2 separate regions of the Homo sapiens genome follow, and region 1 is linked to region 2. Evidence: chromatin loops called from intact Hi-C (ENCODE). Cell type or tissue: PC-9. All regions are shown on one strand. Each heading gives the region's core, and the rest is flanking DNA. Links, peaks and the distances in the headings are about the cores only. Region 1 holds the start of LOC102723708 (a long non-coding RNA gene). Region 2 has its middle 130 kb from the start of LAT.

Evidence for each region. Hi-C counts contacts between places; a loop is a spot of excess contacts. Peaks named below come from ENCODE experiments on the same cell type or tissue, not always from the same donor. Only the 100,000 strongest peaks of a DNase experiment are listed, where the experiment ranks them.
Region 1: it touches region 2 in a loop (9-fold over the local background); 3 of 110 quality-filtered maps call a loop at or near these places.

The regions. Positions count from the first base shown.
Region 1 is chr16:29,226,913-29,229,820 of GRCh38, reverse strand. It overlaps LOC102723708 (a long non-coding RNA gene), which reads left to right and starts at 1,298. Exons shown (of 2, transcript NR_188602.1): 1 at 1,298-1,638. RefSeq lists a silencer at 50-241. In PC-9, for the core only: CTCF peaks have their summits at 1,101, 1,302 and 1,506 (motif pointing left); DNase peaks (open chromatin) are centred at 1,280 and 1,520.
Region 2 is chr16:29,114,054-29,116,961 of GRCh38, reverse strand. It overlaps the pseudogene RRN3P2. Among named protein-coding and RNA genes, the nearest start is that of LAT, 130 kb to the right of the region's middle. RefSeq lists an enhancer at 1,287-1,835. In PC-9, for the core only: CTCF peaks have their summits at 1,227 and 1,445; a DNase peak (open chromatin) is centred at 1,431.

The DNA of each region.
Region 1 (2,908 bases), core at 237-2,736, 110 kb before region 2:
TTTTGGTACTGAAAGTCACCTCTCTGATGAGCTCCACAGTTGGCTCTAACCTGTTCCTGCCTCCCGGGGTTGTCAGGTGCCAGGGCAGACCTCTGGGGACCCACTCACAAATGTGTCATCTGTCAGGCGGGAGGTGTCCACGCCCTTGACCGTGAGGTCCTCATTCCCATCTGCAGCCTCCTCGTAGGAAACCAGCAGGGCCCTCAGCTGCGGTCTGACATCTCCTGCCAGGTCACGGTGGAATGGGAACCCTGGTGGGATTTGGGGGAGGGTCGAGGGTCAGACTGGAGCACTGGGTCACAACCCACCTCAAACATGGCCTGCAGAGCCCAGAAGACCCCAAGCCAGGTAACAGAGAACATGAGGCGGCAGCAGCGCCTTGTCAAGCAGCCGCCCTGGAGTTGCCAGGGGCCCTCGCCTCGGGTGGCTTGCGGGGCTAATGCTGACCCAATGTGAGCCACACACAGGCTCACGTCTGCTGCATTTGTGCCTTGCAACGTCCCGGCGTGACCAGCAGAGCCATCGCTCTCTTTTTAATAAACAGAGAGTTGGTGAGGTTGTGAACTCTGTCCAAGACCACAGAACCACCATAAAACAAAGTCCAGGTTTCACAACTCCAAGGCCTGGCCAGCTAAAAACCCATTCTGCTCGCCACCCATCCATCAAGAAACCCGTCAGCCTCAAAGTACACACTCCAGCACTCACCTGCTTCGCCAAGGCCAGGTGGGCCTGCCCTGTCACTGCTAGCCATGGGTAGACATTTACATTTAAAGTGACAAGAATTAAATACAATTTAAAATTCAGCTCCTTAGCTGCACCAGCTGCATTTCCAGAGCTCGACAGTCACGTGTGACTCGTGGCCACCTTACTGGACAGTGCGGATCTAGAATGTTCTGCCATTGCAGGAAGTTTGGACAACTGCAATAGCCTCTGCCCAGCCCCCCACCGGAGGAGGCTTTAACACATGTAATGAGGGGTCTGCCGGGCTGCCCACGTCCCTCAGGCCCCTGCTCCAAAGTCACCCGCTGGGGAGGACGTCCCTGACCTCCACATCTGAGACAGAAGCCCCTCCCCACACTCTATCCTTTCACAGCTTTGTCTTCAGTGCACGTGATGTGGGATATGTCCTTCTATCACGCATCTCACCCCGTGCAATGCAGGCTCCATGATGGCAGGAAAGGGCTCCGTCCTCAGCCCCAGGGCTGGGCACACAGCAGGTGTGCCCAGGAATTAATCATTTCCAGACGCTGGCGCAGCACCTGGTGCCCAAAGCCATAGGCCTGGGAGCTGTGCAGGTCTTGCAGGCAGACGACACCACTTAGTGGACGCGATTTCTTCCCTGGTCCCACTGCCTGGTGCGTGCAGAGAAACTACTCCCAAGTGGGAAGTGAGTGGCTTGTTGAGGCTTGGGACAAAGCTCAGGGGTGTCCCAGGTGAACCCCCTTCTCTAAAACAAGCAGGTCCCTCCCTGCTCCGACACTGAAATGACATCACAGGGCACTGAGGACGTGGGGCCCGTCCCCGGCTGCTGCAGTGCAGTGCCACCTGCAGGCCGTGTGGCCTGAGCAGGCTGTGTCATCTCCAGGCCTGCAGTCTCTCGTCTGTAGGAAGAGGATGATCAGTAGCCCAGCCTTGGAGGTTTGTGTGGCGGAGGGGGGAATAAACCAAGTAACCAGGGGCGGGAGCTTAAAGAGTGATTGCACCAAGCCACATTCTGCAGGTGCTGGGCCACGCTGGGGCCTGAGTGTTTGTGTCCCTCCACATTCATTTGTTGAAATCCTTAACCTCAAAGTGATGGGATTAGGAGGTGGGGCCTTCGAGAGGTGATGAAGTTAAGAAGCAGAGCCCTCATTAATGGGATTCGTGCTTTATAAGAGGCCCTAGAAAGCCCCCTTACCCCTTCCGCCATGTGAGGGCGCAGTAAGATAACCATCTATGAGGAAATGGGCCTCACCAGACACTGACTCTACTGATAAGTTAATCTTGGACTTCCCAGCCTCCAGAACTATGAGAAAGGAACTTCTGTTGTTTATAAGCCACCTAATTTATGGGTTTTTTTGGTTTTTTTTAGAGACAGGGTCTCGCTCTGCCACCCAGGCTGGAGCACAGTGGTGAGATCATTGCTCACTGCAGCCTCAACCTCCTGGGCTCAAGCAATCCTCCTACTTCAGCCTCCTGAGTAACTGAGACTGCAGGTGCACACCACCACACCCAGCTAATTTTAAAATGTTCTGTAGAGATATGGATCCTCCTGTGTAGTGCCCAGGCTAATCTCGAACTCCTGGCCTAAAGTGATCCTCCAGCCTCAGCCTTCCGAAGTGCTGGGATTACAGGTGTGAGCCACCATGCTTGGCCTCCAATTTATAGTATTTTGTTAAAGCAACCCAGATGGACTAAGACAACTCTCATAATCAATATCATCATCCTTATCATCACCACCATCACCACCATCATCACCACCACCACCATCCACATCCACATGATGATGGCAGCCATGCTAAGGAGTCATGGAACCCATGTTAAAGGTATGGGAAGACATAGAGGCACATGGAGGAGAAGAAGGATGAGAACAATGGAGATGATGATGATGATGATAATCATGGTGGTGACAGCAGCAATGATAATGATGGAGAAGAAGCAGGAGAAGACGGTGGTGATGACGATGATAGTAATGACGGGACCTGGATGACGATGATGGCCGTGGTGGTGATGACAATGATGGTAATGATGGTGGTGATGATGGTGGTGATGATGATGATGGTAATGATAGTGATGGTGGTGGTGATGGTGGTGGTGGTGGTGATGGTGGTGGTGGTGATGGTGGTGGTGGTGGTGATGACAATGATGGTAATGATGGTGATGATGGTGGTGGTGATGATGGTGGTGGTGATGATGATGATGTGGTGAT
Region 2 (2,908 bases), core at 158-2,657:
AGCAGGACTTCTTTCTGGCCAGGTGTGGGGAAGGTTAGCAACACCAGAGCCTGAGCTTCAGCGCGAGCTGTCAGCTGGAATATCTGACAGGAAGCCTTGGATGAGTGGACACCAAGCAGGTCCGAGACTTCTTAAGACATCATAAAGGTTCCACTCAAACAGTTCACAAACTACCACACAGCCTTCTAAGATTAGACTCATTAGACTCTACTTTTTAAAAATAAGCAAAATAAAAACTGCAGATTTGAATGAAAAGTTTGATATATTCATGTGAAATGTATAAACACCACATACGAAGAAAAACATATCTAAAGACTAGCCAGGTAGAGTAGGAAAAAGGAAAGAAGCACGTGTACATCTTCTAAGATCTGGTGGGTTAGTTCCAAAGAAAAGGTGTATGGGCCGGCTTTATGTGGAAAGGAAAGGTGAGGATGACTTCAGGTCATCCTGGCAGGATGCCATGTGTTCGGTTTCGGTCTAACTAAAGTCAGCTTTAGTTAGAAACTGCTGAGACTGCTGAGGCAGACACTGCGCATCTCCAGCAAACTGAGCCACTAAGCTGCGGGCCTGGGCGAGGAGGTGACGCGCTTCTCCCCAAGTGACCTGAAGGCCCCGGCACCCTGGTCTGTTCTTACCATCGCACTTTGTTGCACATCTGGGTTGTCCTGAGAGGGGAGCCGGCAACCATGGGAACCTGGATGGGGCTGTGCTGCTTGTTCGTGACCAGATCCAGCTTTTCTTCTAAGGATTTACAAGTAGCCTCCAGGGCTTGCAATTTGGCTTCAATGCTATCCAACCGCAAGCAGATTGTCTGGTTGATGGAATACAGGAATGACTGGAAGTGAGAAAAGACCGGCTTTAGGAAGGGTCTCCTGAACTGTAAGAAGACAACCCCAAGAAACACCAAACAGCTATTTCCTGATCTCAACTCTATCTATTCAGACAGAACAATCCCCACACTGGAACTAGCTTCTGAGCTATGAGCCAGAAACATGTGAGTAACAAGTTCACATTTTACACACGAGTCACACGTCCTGTTTCAAATGTGATGATTTAGTCATGGTTTCACTTCTATGTGCAGTTGCAATTCTTGGTTAAGCCCATTTAATTTTAAAAATGTACTTTAATATGTTATTATTAATCAGTAAATTTACATATAAAACTAGTCAAATCTTCTCAACAATAAAAACAGATTACACCTAACATCGAAACAGCATAAAAGCCACAGGCCACGCACATTCACCTCACACCCCGCTGCCTAATCGGAAAAGGTGACGGGACCCCCTGTGGCCCTGACTTGGGATTTGGTCCTGAGGCTCCCGTGGGGCTCTTGAGCGGCAAGCTTGCCACCTAGTGGTTGGCAAAGCCGGGCTCCACGTCTGACCTTTCCGGCTGAGTCTCCTCCGGATTTCTAACTCCAAGTAACCACAGTGAGCAGTCACGTGCCGGACTCCAAACCCAAGAAACAGAAAACACACAAACCAGAAAGGGAAGAACTTCATTTCCCTAGCTGCCGTCCCATCCAGGAGCCACCATGAGCACACGTGGAAACGTGTTAATCACACAGGAATTGCACTGTGCAAAAGAGACACCCTCCACCAGGTCTCACCAGCAGACAGAAGGACACTCCTTCGGGTCTAGGGAGGGACAGGTTGGGGGAGTGCCCACCAGCCCTGCTTAGTACTCAGGAAGGCTGGCACCTGCCTTAAGAATCAACAGCTGAAAATAGCACAGAATTTGTGTTTTGTCTTTTCTCTCTCCTTTCCTGCCCATGACCTAAAGAGTGTGGGGTCCAAAGTGCACACATCAGAAGGAAGGGGGAGGTAGGCTCGGGACAGCAGGGGCGGCACTGTGGCAGCCACTGAGAGCTGGCCGTGGAGCTCGCAGCACAGGGGAGCGGGAGGCCGTCCCACACTGACGGGGGAGCGGGAGCCTGGCCCACATTGAAGCTGGAACCGCTTTCCCACTAACTGCAGCTGACCTACAACACTGCTTACACCCACTCTCCTTTCTGATCTCAAGGGAATCTGCAGAATATCAAAACTGCAGTGATATCCTACAACATGTAGCTGGCATGGAAACCTGGTGTACATAGTGGCAGGGACAGCACTGCAGGAGGGAAAATCCACATATTGCCCAACAACTCACCTTTTCTCAGGTCACCACCTCTCCTGGCAAGATTCACCACTGGGCACTGATATAGACAGGAGCTAAAGAAACCAACTGAAACTCACCCTCCCTGACTGACTACTCTCTGTTTAAGGCGCGTGTGAGAGAGGGAAGGAACCACGGCATCAGGTGGACCCAAGCCCACGTGATGACACTCAATCAGCTTATCTACAAAGGAGGCACGGTCCATGGCATGACAAACATGCATCGTCTTGAAAAGCAACAATAGGTGGCTGAATCCCTGAATGGCCACTGATAACCCCGCTATTTTCAACAACCAGAGAACATCAAATGTTTGGCTCTCAAATTCTTTAAACAGTACACCCATATTATTTTAATTCTGAATTACCAATGATTCTGCCTGGGGTTTTGGGAAAAATCACTCTTATATACCAATAAAACAACCTAGAGCCACGCACACGACTCTACGCAAGTCACATTCAACCGGGGGCCCACCCTCTTCTCAACAGTGGGACAAGGACAAAGGCAGGGCCACTTCCATGCCCACTTTATATATTTCTGTGCTATGTGTAATAGATGTGTCTTCTGTGATAAAATCACAACTGCGTTTTATTTAGGAAATGATAACGCAGTGTTTACTAAAAGAGCCACATCCTATCCATTGGTTGGAAATAGGCATTTTACAGTGAATTTATTTGTAAGTTTTTCATACACATTTACACTGCTTCTCCTTGTTAACAAAACAAATTAAATATTACCAAATAGACACCCTGTGTAA